4 separate regions of the Homo sapiens genome follow, and all the other regions are linked to region 3. The links are chromatin contacts, found by Hi-C or POLR2A ChIA-PET in ENCODE. All regions are on one chromosome and are shown on one strand. Each heading gives the region's core, a stretch centred on a gene start or an enhancer-like site at or near the end of the contact. The rest is flanking DNA. Distances are from core to core; before and after follow the strand shown. Region 1 holds the start of DDX42 (DEAD-box helicase 42). Region 2 holds the start of PPM1D (protein phosphatase, Mg2+/Mn2+ dependent 1D). Region 3 holds the start of INTS2 (integrator complex subunit 2). Region 4 holds the start of TANC2 (tetratricopeptide repeat, ankyrin repeat and coiled-coil containing 2).

What was found. Hi-C counts contacts between places; a loop is a spot of excess contacts on that map. ChIA-PET counts read pairs that join two places held with the same protein, here RNA polymerase II (POLR2A). Pooled maps may share reads with other maps.
Region 1: a map of gastrocnemius medialis shows a loop between it and region 3 (4-fold over the local background). The contact joins the promoter of DDX42 here to the promoter of INTS2 in region 3. A Hi-C loop is called at or near these places in 1 of 168 maps with a recorded cell type or tissue (gastrocnemius medialis) and 2 of 50 pooled maps. POLR2A ChIA-PET finds 5 or more read pairs at or near these places in 1 of 52 experiments (IMR-90).
Region 2: a map of naive thymus-derived CD4-positive, alpha-beta T cell shows a loop between it and region 3 (8-fold over the local background). The contact joins the promoter of PPM1D here to the promoter of INTS2 in region 3. A Hi-C loop is called at or near these places in 1 of 168 maps with a recorded cell type or tissue (naive thymus-derived CD4-positive, alpha-beta T cell) and 9 of 50 pooled maps. POLR2A ChIA-PET finds 5 or more read pairs at or near these places in 1 of 52 experiments (B cell).
Region 4: a loop to region 3 is called in a map of CD4-positive, alpha-beta T cell, with 4 times the contacts of the local background. The contact joins the promoter of TANC2 here to the promoter of INTS2 in region 3. A Hi-C loop is called at or near these places in 2 of 168 maps with a recorded cell type or tissue (CD4-positive, alpha-beta T cell and naive thymus-derived CD4-positive, alpha-beta T cell) and 7 of 50 pooled maps.

The regions. Positions count from the first base shown.
Region 1 is chr17:63,772,796-63,775,720 of GRCh38, forward strand. It overlaps DDX42 (DEAD-box helicase 42), which reads left to right and starts at 1,375. Exons shown (of 18, transcript NM_203499.3): 1 at 1,375-1,581. CCDC47 (coiled-coil domain containing 47) reads right to left here and starts at 802. Exons shown (of 13, transcript NM_020198.3): 1 at 617-802. RefSeq lists enhancers at 677-1,261, 974-1,283 and a silencer at 1,414-1,703.
Region 2 is chr17:60,598,756-60,601,770 of GRCh38, forward strand. PPM1D (protein phosphatase, Mg2+/Mn2+ dependent 1D) reads left to right here and starts at 1,438. Exons shown (of 6, transcript NM_003620.4): 1 at 1,438-2,131. The coding sequence starts at 1,660. RefSeq lists enhancers at 371-1,359, 1,360-2,347, 1,508-1,557.
Region 3 is chr17:61,926,633-61,929,722 of GRCh38, forward strand. It overlaps INTS2 (integrator complex subunit 2), which reads right to left and starts at 1,350. Exons shown (of 25, transcript NM_001351695.2): 1 at 1,022-1,350; 2 at 1-30. The coding sequence starts at 12. RefSeq lists a silencer at 1,381-1,480.
Region 4 is chr17:62,964,796-62,967,739 of GRCh38, forward strand. It overlaps TANC2 (tetratricopeptide repeat, ankyrin repeat and coiled-coil containing 2), which reads left to right and starts at 1,440. Exons shown (of 28, transcript NM_001394998.1): 1 at 1,440-1,954. RefSeq lists a silencer at 1,327-1,516.

The DNA of each region.
Region 1 (2,925 bases), core at 125-2,624, 1.8 Mb after region 3:
AGTCTCCGCTGCACCTGTCAGTTCTCAAATGCACAAGTCCTTGCCAGACCACCCAGCCTCTATGACTCCTGAAGCAAGCAACACAGGACCAAGGAAAATTCACACAAGCGCTAACAAGTCTGGTTTGATTATTTTCTGCAAGCTCATCCAATAGTTCCTCAGCGACTGAGTCTAGACTTGAGGAAAGAGGACTGAGTGAGGCCATCATTCCTTGTTGTCATTTTAGATTAGGTCTTCCTGACAACGGCCAAAACGAGTATTCTGGAAATCATGCAGACTTTCCTCTGTCTCTTTATATGTGTTGGATACAAACACGTTTCATTTTAGAAACCTCCAGAAGAGACTGGCCACAGAGGTTTTTGCTTCTATTAAACCCCTTTGCCTAGTTTCTCCCCACCCAAGAGAATCAATACATCCTAATGTCATCCTCCGGCACACACTGTACATTTCCTCTAACTCTGCCCTTTTGGCTATCATTTGCTCACAGCTCCGTGGGAAAGTTCCCCCAAACCATTACAATTATCTCAACCGGACCGGGCTACAGGCCAAGCAACTCGGAGTCACCGCTCGGCCTGGCCCGGCCACGCCGACGAGCGCGTCCTGGCCCGCTCCTTACCTGTGGCCGAAGCCGAAACCCGGCCCAGCGCCCTGCGTCCGACACCCCTGCCCGGCCTGCCTCTCGGCCTGGCCGCCGCCTCCGCGATCGCAGCGGTTTTACTGCCCCGGATGCCTCTAGGACGCAGCCAGAACCGTAGCTCAGTCACGCCGCGCCTCTCTTCACGTAGCCTCCGCCGTCCGTTACGTAGAATGCGAGCGGCTCGTCAGCGCCTGCGCGCAGCCTGCGGGGCGGGACGCAACCCCGGGGAAAGCGCGAGACCTCCCTCTCTCCCGCCCGGCTGAGGCGAGGTGGGGCTTTTGGGAAAATTACATAATCCCCGCCCCTGGGCCGGAACTGCCCTCGCCTATCCCAATCCTCCTACCTAGGATTCCGTCAAGTTGACGTCACACGGAACCGGTGCTCCGGAAGCTAAAGGTGGCCATGCTGTGTGGGACCACGTGGCCAGAGGCAAGAGTGTCGCTCTAGTAGTATATGCAACAGTTTAAACTATAGGCATGTTCATGTAAATATGGTTTCTGTCCAACCCGTTTTCTCTTGGGATTTTTGGCTAGCCCCTTGACGCCACTTTTTCTTCATTCGCAGACCCACTTTCTAGATGGGTCATGAACACTGTCCACCCAACTGCAGTTTCCCGTCAGAGTATCTGAGGAGCCTGTGAGGCGTTCTGGAGCTTTAAGGTCAGGCGCCTTCCGGGAGCCGTAGCCCCGGCCCCGCCCTTCTGCCCGCGCGTTCCTCACTGCGCATGTCGCGTTTTTGTTCCCCTCCCCCCTTCAGCAACGGGCCGTGAGGCGGTGGCGGTGGTGGCGGTGGCGGCGGCGGTGGTGGTGGTGGCGGCGGCGGCGGCGAAGGGGGCGGAGAGGAAGGAGCGCGGCGGGACCGGGCCGGGACAGCGCGTACTTTGGGCTCCGGGATTCGCTCCGCGCCCGCGGTTGTAGCAGCTGCCGCTGCAGCCATAGCAGCAGGTTTGTGCGTGGGGTTTCTGGACGCAAGGCCGCCAGTCCTTGGGGGCACTGGAGGCAACTGCTGGGCCTAGCGAGGGCGGAGGAACCGCGGCCTCGCTTAACAAAGAGTCGGCAGAGCCTCGGGGCACCGGCGGCCGGGGTGCCGGGAAGGGGTGGGAGTGGGGGCTGAGGCCTCTAGGGTTCCTTCCTAGCCGCGTCGCCCTCCCACAGCTCCCGCTTCCCTCACAAGTCTTACCGAGGCCCAGTTGGCGGCTTTCCGGAGGCGGCGCCCCCTCGCCTAGGAAAAGGATTTGCAGGGTGCCCGGCTCCAGGGCAGGAATAGCGCGGGGAGAATTCTGACCCAAGGAGGCAGCGCTTGGGAGATGCAGGCCTCCGAATTTGGGGTCCTGAGAGGCAAAAGCTGCCAAATGAGAGGAGTGAAAAGATATAGGCGATGATCTTTGTGCAGCGTTGAGTAGGTCGATTATTAGCATCACTGTAGTCACACAAACTTTTTTGCGGCCTACTTGAGAGCGTATCTGATGTGAATAAATAATTTACATGGAATTGCAAACATATGCATCAAAAACAGGAGAAGCTGTCGAGAGTTTTGGGGAATTACATTCTCATCACTGAGAATTTCCCTCTTGCCCCCACTCCTATAGGCAGTTATCCAATTTCTTGTGGCTTCCCTGTGTTTTCTTTTTGTCAATGATGTTTCTATGTCTGTCCTCTCTCGTATACACACCCAGGACTTCCTCAAGCGCAGGGACTATGTCTTAAGGCGCTTTGCAGAGCCAAGCTCATTTCTGGCACATAAGAGGTGAGCAATGAGTGTTTCGTACAAAAATTAATGTTTATATTTTGACAGCTGGGAAAAGAAAATATATCTTCCTGTACCTGGAAGAAGCATTGTGTAGCCTAATGTGCAATTCGTTCATTCAAGGGGTATTTTTATTGGTGCCTATTCTCTAGCGCCGTTCTAGGTGATAGGGATAGGTGTTAGACCCCTGCCTTTGGGGAACTTAACTTTCTAGTAGCGGGAGGAGAGGCAAACAGATACATATATTATACTGAATGTTAGAAGATGATCAGTATCTTAGGGAAAAGAAAGCTGGAAAGGGGGTTGGGGAGGTGGTGGTGTTGGAATTTGCAATAAAGTGGTCAGGGAAGTCCATACAGACAAGCTGATATTTAAGCGGACTAGAAGGTGGAGTGAGAGCCTACGTTTATCTGGGGAAAGGAACGTTCCAAGCTAGAGAATAACAAACATAAAAGCCTTGAGGAGGACAAAGCTGGCCCGTTAAGAGTGTGAAGACCAACGCGTTTGGAGCACTGTGAGCTGAGGGAGTATTAGGAGATAAG
Region 2 (3,015 bases), core at 188-2,687, 1.3 Mb before region 3:
GATGAATAATATAGAGCTACACAAACCGTTCTTGTGATATGGAGGCTGCTCCCTAATTACAATGCTAATATTTCATTTAGGATTTTTGTATTCATCGTTACAAAACAGGGTCTGTAGGTTTCCTTTTAGTGTTCATAATGCTTAGGTTTTACTAACAGGGTTATGATTACCTCTCCAAACAAGCTGGGATTTTTTTTTTCAAGCGTTTCCATGCCCTGGAACCATCTGGTCTAGTGCTTTTTGGGGTAATGAATATCTTCAATTGTATTTATTTTTACTTAGTTGATCTATTCAGATTTTCTACATTTTCTTGAGCTGATTTTGCTTATTTATATTTTTATTGATATAAAGATTTTTTCTATTTTTATTTCTTGTGCCAACTGTATGTACATTCCCCCCATTCCCGTTTCCATACTGTTTTTAGGCCATTTGAAAATCTCAAAGGTTTTACAGGAAAGTACAGATTGATGAAGAAATGGCCAAAAACGGGAAAAGTGAACTTTAAAGTGATTCAACTACAAAACGTATGCTACTGAGCAAATACTAGTGTATTCCTCGCTCTGCGGCTTAACTCCATGAAAATCCGTGCAAAGGTTTTAGCGTTGGGATTGTGACCGACTCGGTGAAGAGAGGGGACGATCACCAAACCGTTAGAGCACTGGGGCTCTTGGCAGTGTTTGTCAGTTATTTTCAAGTGATAACTTGAAGTGATACCGCAGGAATAAAATGCTGTATCCAGAGCTGGTCGGAACGAGCACTACCTTTAACAAAAGCTGAAAAGATCTGCCTAGGAATTCGTTAGAATACAGCCCTCTTACGTCTCTGACATACCTAGTTATGTGAACCGAGACTGTGCAGCTGACGGTGGAAATTTCCTAAGTGCTTTTTAAACAACAGAACTGGACTCCCTCCCTCCTCCATTCCCAGTCGAATACGTCCCACCCAGATCCAGCTCAAGGGTGCAGCACTTGTTCCGGCCAGCTCACAATCGCCCTTTGGAAGGGAGGTTTCCCGCCATTTCGCTTAGGAGGAGGGTGAACTCTTCTCCCTTCATTCTCCACTCGCTGGGGGCCCGAGCCCACACCACCTTCCTAGCAAAGCAAGCAGCGGGACGCCAAGGCCAGCAGGCCGCATTAAGAACGCTGGACTGAGCCAAAAGCCTACACAGACCAAGCCGCTCGGGAAAGGATCAACAACTGCCGACAACCCGGAGGGCGAAAACGCCCGCGGCGTAGGGGAAGCAAACTAGGAGATGCGCGGGCCCAGCGCCAGCGGCGGGAGGAGGCAGCGCGGCCGTCGCAGGCGGGAGCGAAGGCGGGGACGGAGGGCGGGCTCGCTCCACTCGACTCCGGATTGGTCGAGCTTAGAGAGCCGAGTGACGTCAGCGGGGGAGAACGCCTGATTTGTGTGGTGGGCGCGGGCGGTGGGGGGAAGCGCAGTGCGCAGGCGCAACTGCCTGGCTCTGCTCGCTCCGGCGCTCCGGCCCAGCTCTCGCGGACAAGTCCAGACATCGCGCGCCCCCCCTTCTCCGGGTCCGCCCCCTCCCCCTTCTCGGCGTCGTCGAAGATAAACAATAGTTGGCCGGCGAGCGCCTAGTGTGTCTCCCGCCGCCGGATTCGGCGGGCTGCGTGGGACCGGCGGGATCCCGGCCAGCCGGCCATGGCGGGGCTGTACTCGCTGGGAGTGAGCGTCTTCTCCGACCAGGGCGGGAGGAAGTACATGGAGGACGTTACTCAAATCGTTGTGGAGCCCGAACCGACGGCTGAAGAAAAGCCCTCGCCGCGGCGGTCGCTGTCTCAGCCGTTGCCTCCGCGGCCGTCGCCGGCCGCCCTTCCCGGCGGCGAAGTCTCGGGGAAAGGCCCAGCGGTGGCAGCCCGAGAGGCTCGCGACCCTCTCCCGGACGCCGGGGCCTCGCCGGCACCTAGCCGCTGCTGCCGCCGCCGTTCCTCCGTGGCCTTTTTCGCCGTGTGCGACGGGCACGGCGGGCGGGAGGCGGCACAGTTTGCCCGGGAGCACTTGTGGGGTTTCATCAAGAAGCAGAAGGGTTTCACCTCGTCCGAGCCGGCTAAGGTTTGCGCTGCCATCCGCAAAGGCTTTCTCGCTTGTCACCTTGCCATGTGGAAGAAACTGGGTAAGTTCCCTGGCTTGTTTGGCGCCCGCCCCTTTTTCAGGCAGTTCAGGGCTTTTATGGCACCAGCCCCGCGTGGGCCCCCGGCACCCAGAGCGCAACCAAAGTATACACTGATGGAAGTGACTAAAAGCTGTAATAGCGCTTTGCTGGGTGGAGGTCCGGGCAAACCAAGCGGCCTTGGGGAAGATAGGATTGCCGTCTCCCTGCAGCCTATTCTTGCTTTATTTCCATCCTCCAAGGATCAATGGGAAGCAGTCCACTCCCTTCCCTGCTTCACTTTGGTGGCAACCAGAGGAAACGTGTTTGAAACCTGGCGCCAGATTTTGGCCAAAAGATAAATCGATGTTGCACCTGGGCCAGGCGAAGGAAAAACTGTAGTGTTTCCTTAGAGAATCTGTCATAATTCTGCTCCTGAAAGTCTTATCCCTCTCGGTTGCCTCCTACCGGTGGTGTCAGTTCTCCAGATTGACCCGGGATTGCTGGGGTTGGTTGCTGGAGTAAAGCGTAAGCTAATTTAGAAGGGCTGAAACGTAACCATCCGGCAACTTAAAGTTTTGGAAGGAATTCCGTTGTAATGATGGTGAGATGTTTTTAGGATCATAAACCTGTACTGCTTATGAAAACTAAAAACGCGGAACGTGTTGTTACCTCTTAAAAACTGGCCCCGTGTTAAGGGTGTGCGTTAGATTCTGCTTGGGTTTTCTTTTTGGAAATTGCCTTAGCTGATTGCTTTCAGATAGTTCCCAACCGGTTGTTCCTAGTTTAAAAAGTACTTATAAATTGTAACTGCCCATCAAAATAAGAAAAGGCAAGGAATTACTGTATGCTAGAAGGAAATAAAGGTCTTAAATGTCTAAAAATTTCGGTGTAGTTGTAGTTTCATC
Region 3 (3,090 bases), core at 100-2,599:
ACATTCAGTCATTATTACTGTTTGTTGATCCTAATGGTAAAAATACAAATGAAAGTAGGAGTTTAACTTTCACATGTATGAACACCCAACTTTCTAAAAACCCTGAAAAATGTGGTGTATCTTTAATAGGTCCCTATGTTGGCAATGTTCCTGGCACAATCAAGACAAGGCTTCTCTGTCTCCCTAGGTTTATACTGTCACCTGGGAAATGGGAAAGAAAACAGAGTATATTAATGTCTCTTCCAGCCTCAGGAATCTTCTGCTCTAATACTCATATTTTACAAAGAAGGAATATGAAGCCCAGAGAGATGAAGTAACACGCCCAAAATAGTATTACTAGTTAGAGGCACAATCCAAGGCTGAATCCTCATCTACTAAAATCCCAGTCCAAGACTTTCTCCACTATATCAGTCACATGAGCTCCACAAAATGTAAACAAAAGTGAATGGTCATAGTTAAGTGCTTTCTTTCATACCCCGATAGTTTCACATGCCTACCCCGATATACATCAAGAACTATTGGGCTTCTCTTTCTCACCCTCCATGAGTCGGTGGAAAAACTAGCAAATCACTGGGCAGAACCAATGCCAGATTCAAGGCTCTGGAGGCCACAACACTATCCTATGTCCCCTGTGTTACCGGGTAAAAAGCAGATGTGTGGGTGCTATGTGAGAAAGACGCGTCTCATTAGCGCACTTCTCTGTCTCCAGGAATCATCCAAGGCACAAAAAGTAAACAAAAAGGCAGTGAGCTGGCAGCCAAAGCAGTCCCCTCTCAAGGCCGACCGACTAGCAGCAGCGTGGGTAAAAGTCGTGGGTAAAAACTGCTTTGCTTTCAGGGAGGGGCTGCTCTTTTAACAGAGGGGCGGGCTGACTGGAGCAGAGGAGCCAAGACCTGCGTGCTCCTCCGTCTCGCCCCGGGCGCAACTAGAACCAATAAGTCCCTCAGGCTGAGCAAAGTCTGGCCAGGCTCCGACACGGACCTAGGAACGCGCTGAGGCCAGAGAAGCGGACGCTTCATACCTTAAGATCTACCCTCCAGCCTCACGGAACCGCACACGGACTCCGCGTCCTAGAGGCGGGACGCGGCAGAAATCGAGAGCGCGGTCCGATGTTGGGCCTAGGCGATATCCGGAACCCCAAACCCTAGTTGTGCCTCGAGTCGACTCGGACACCAAGAACTCAGACGCCGGGACCAACCGGGTTGTCGATACAAAGTGGGAAGGATGGGGGCACCACACAAAGGCAGAACCGGGACTGTAGGAACGGAAAAGCGGGAGACTTTTTCAACCTGCACCCAGCACCTTCATTCATCCCCAGCGTCTGACTCCCGTCGGCCACCGTACTGGTCTGAGAGGAAGGGTGGCTGCGAGAGGAAAGGCAGAGACGTCGGCGCCAATGCAACTGTGCGCGTGCGCGGCCCCGCCCCTTTCTCCACTTTATTTGCCCTGCCCTACTTGTTCGCCAAAAATTTAGAAATGTGATTCTGGTAGGCTCTGATTTCCAGAGCCTACCAGCTCCTTCCTTTTAGACAAGCAAGCCACTGAGCCCCTCAGAACTTAAATTTCATCATCACAGGATTGCCATGGCATTCAAATGGCATAACGTGTGTTAAAATCGTTCCCACTATTCTTTGACACTAGTGGTACCAAACTGTACTCTTTAAATCTTTGCCTGTGCCTTCCCAGAACCAAAATTCTAGAATCCCAGGATTTGTGGGAGAATTTTAAAAGTGATCTAACCCCAAACTTTCTTCCGCTCTTGACCTCACACCTCCGCTGTCAGAAGTTAAACACCTTCCTTTCAGGTTCTTAACTTGGGGGACCCATAGAACCTTAGAGAGGCAATGCACGGGGATTCAGGAATTCTCTGGAATCCGTTCAGAACTGAGTGCTCGGCACTTCTTCTGGGAAGAGGGTCCAAAACTTTCAACAACTTCTCAAAGGAAGTCTGATCACTCAGAAAAGAACCACTAGTCTATATATGAAGAACCGCTAGTCCATATGTCTTCATACTATTTATTGTTCCTAGTTCGATCAACGTTTATTTGGCAACTTCTATTTACCAGATATTGTGCTAGGAGCTGGAAATAAAAATATTTTACAAAGATATAGCACTTTATAACCTCTTTAAAAATAAAGTCAGAGCCGGGCGTGGTGTCTCATGCCTGTAATCCCAGCGCTTTGGGAAGCCGAGGCGGGCGGATCACCTGAGGTCAGGAGTTCGAGACCAGCCTGACGCAACATGACTAAACCCCAACTCTACAAAAAATATAAAAATTAGGCCGAGCACGATGGCTCATGCCTGTAATCCTAGCACTTTGGGAGGCCGAGGCAGGCAGATCACGAGGCCAGGAGTTCGAGACCAGCCTGACCAACATGGTGAAACTCCGCCTCTACTAAAAATGCAAAAATTAGCCAGGCGTGGTGGTGTGCGCCTGTAATCTCAGCTACTTGGGAGGCTGAGGCGGGAGCATTGCTTGAACCTGGGAGGCGGAGGTTGTGGTGAGCTGAGATCGTGCCATTGCACTCCAGCCTAGGCAATAAGAGCGAAACTCCGTCTCAAAAAAAAAAAAAAAAAAAAAAAATTACCCCAGCGTGGTGATGGAGCACCTGTAGTCCCAGCTACTTCGGAGGCTGAGACAGGAAAATCACTTGAACCTAGGAGGCAGATGTTTCAGTGAGCAGAGATCATGCCACCGCACTCCAGCCTGGGCAACAGAGCCAGACTCCATCTCAAAAATATATATATATATATGACTTTCAACATAGATCAGCAAAGGAAGAAAAGAATTGTGTGTTGCAATGCTTCTGAAAATTTTTTCCACCTGACCCACAATAATACATTTCACATTGTGACCCAGAAAAAACATATGTATATATCCACATACAAAAATAAGTGTAAGTGTATAAATTTATATGCTATATAAACATATAAATATATAACATATAAACCCACATTTACATGGAAACAAATATTTCGTATAATAACACACACACTACATGTTTCTACTTCTCTTTAAAAAACTGCTGGTCACTGCACACTAAAACTGATTTCACACTCTATTAATGGGTTGCACACTGTACTGTCCT
Region 4 (2,944 bases), core at 190-2,689, 1.0 Mb after region 3:
CTCTCTCCTGTCCCCTCTCAATCAATTCCCCTGTAAGTAATCACTACCTTGCCTCTAATACCATAGGTAGATGGGTTTTCATTAGATTAATCTAACTTTCTGGAGTTAACACCAAAAGATTCCATATGTCAGCCCTTCACCTTGCCATGTTAGCTGTATTATTCAAAGCTGCTCTAGCTCTGACTTTGCAAGCATTCACTGTAAAGAAGAGCTGTTGGATGGACATGTTCATATCCAGTTTCTTGTATTGTTCTGAAATTAATACTAATTTTTGAAAATCGAAGAAACTCCTGGATGAAGTGCTACAGGATGGGGCAGATTAAAGTGCTGTTATCAAACAAACCTCTCTACCTTGGAAGCGCCACAGACAGAGCTTCCTTGATTGATGTAATTTGGCGCATCTATTTCCAATCATGTCATCTGATTAAGAAGTTGGATGACCACGAAAGGTCATCTCAGTTTATGGAAGGGAAGGCGAGCCGGGCAGAGTTGGTAACGGTGATTGCTTCGCATCATCTTGCAGCACGCGATGATGTTTATGTCCCAAATACCTCCCACAGCCGACTTGCTGTTTTATGATAGGAGGGAAACAGTAGAGGGGAAGAAGATCTAGGTGGAGGGTGAAATATGACCTAACATCGTTCGACGAGGTATTAATGTGGTGGCTTTCCCGCCCTTGTCGACCAGCTCTTAAAACCACGCTACTTCTTAGTCAACCTGGCAGTGACAGAAGCAGCGCCACGACTTTACCTCAGGTTTGCAAGCTGTGGTTGGTGAATTTTCAGCCATTATTCTAAATAACAGTCTCGGTCTCCCCACAAACCCCACTGTTGTTTTGTTTTTCTTTCTCATTCTGATTCTCCCCACAGCCAACCGTGGCCTTTTGAAGTCGTCTACAAACTACCACTGAGAATCCGGGAAAGAATAACTGACACTTGTAGGCTTCGAGGACTCTCAGAGTGATATGTGCCTGAGGTGACCGAAGTGGGGGAGATCTAGGAGAGCATTCCGGTCATCAAAGCAGGAGGACAGGCCCTGAAATGGGCGCACGTGACAGCAGCAGCCACCTCGAGAGTGACATCACCCCTGAGGGCGGAGCCCAACTATGTAGGGCCTTGTCAGTTACCGAGCGTCCTCCCTGCTGCCCCTCCAAATGCCACCCACAAGTCCGAGCCCCCCGGGGATACGAGAAATGCCAGGACATCCCAGAGCGCCAGAGCCAGGGCCCCGTCTCTCCGCGCGGAGGAGGGCTGCGTCCCCACTCCCTCTTCCAGCCGTTCCCCACCCCCAAACTGTGGAAGGGGCGGGGGCGCGCGCGCTCCACCACGCACGCGCCCCCACGCACGCGCGCTCCCTCCGCGCTCGCGCCCCTCCCCACCCCAGCCCGGAGGGGGCGGGGCTGCGGGCGGCCTCAGAGGGTGCGACGCCCCCAGCGCGGCGGCGGCGCTAGCGAGCGGCCGGCGGGGCGCGGGTTGCTGGGCGCGCTGCTCCGGCGGGGCCCGCTGGCACAGCCGCCTCGCGCGAGCCGCCCGCCCGGCGGGGGAAGCTGCGAGCGCTCCGAGCGCCCGGCCTAGGGCCGCTGGCGCTGCCCTCCCGCCGCCACCGCCCTCCGCGCCTCCTTCGGGCGGCCCCGCCCCCATTCCCATCCCCCTCGCGCTCACCTCCCGGCTGTGCCGCGCGCTAGGCGGAGCGAGGCGCCCGCCGCCGCCGAGCCGAGCCGAGGGGCGAGAGCTGGCCCCCGAGCCGCCGCTGACAGGAGCACCGCCGCGGGCTGCGCTCGCCGGCTGCGAGGCCCCGCCGCGCCGTTCCGGGGTGCAGACTCGCCGCGGGGCGTTGGAGGACTGCGAGGTGCTCCGGGAATCGCGGGCGGCGCCGGCGGGCGGCGCGGTCCTCACAGGAGACCCCGGGGACTGGGGCTTGACCCGGAGGTGCAGAGAGCCCCTCAGAGCGGCAGGTAAGGGGCCCGGGGAGCAGGGCGAGGAAAGGTCGCTTCAGTGACAGGGTCGTTCGCCTCCACAGCCTCGGCTCCGGGGAGAGGGGCGGGGGCGAGCGGGGAGACGGCGAAATGGGCAGCGAAGTGCCTCGGTGTCCAAGGCGTGGGGAAGGCTGGCTCCGAATATGACACCAAGGCGGGCTTCAGAGGCGTGTGGGGTCGCCACTTGGCTGTCACCGAAGATGTCATGGAATTTGGTACCTAGAGCGTCTCTGGATGACGGGGACCAAGGATAAGATGCGAGGCGGATTGCTAAACGTGGCAGGGAATGTGGTGCAGAACGAGTTGCAAAATGTGCCCCCAGAATGCAGCATAAAAGTAGTTGCGAAATGTGCCAGGTAAGGCACAGGATGGGCTGGCCTCTGTGGCGTTGAAATTCATGGTCGAAGTGTTATTAGCGATATTAATAATTCCTCTGGGAAAGGAGGTGTAGCATAATAAAAGATTAATAAGGCTCATTGCTAGATATTTTGCCATAGGAAATCGGGAGGAGCTATGATAAGCTATTTTTTTTGAGGTAGAGAAAGTAACCACGTGAAAGAAAAAAAGCAAATTGTGTCTGGCTGTGAGATTGGAAAGAAAAAATAGGGCTAAAATAATTCCAGGTTTTGCCATCAGCGTGTAGAGCATTGGTACAATTGTATCCAGTCTTCATTTCCAGGTGTGGAATGTTTAGAATGGTCTTCACAAAACATAAACAATGATAATTAACATTAGGAAGAAGATTTGGTGTTTCGGGTGTCTTTCACTCTCTTCTCTGCTCCTCTCCAGGAAAAGAAACAAACAAAACCCCAAACGTCTTGACCATAATTATGAGTTAAAGATCATTAGGCAAAGGGAAGTATTTTTCGTATGTGCCCTTTTCCTGATTTTTACACAGGTGAAAATATCTGTAATGAGGAAAACAAAGCAGTGTGGTGAACAAAAGGGATAGATTTTCAGGCATTTTGA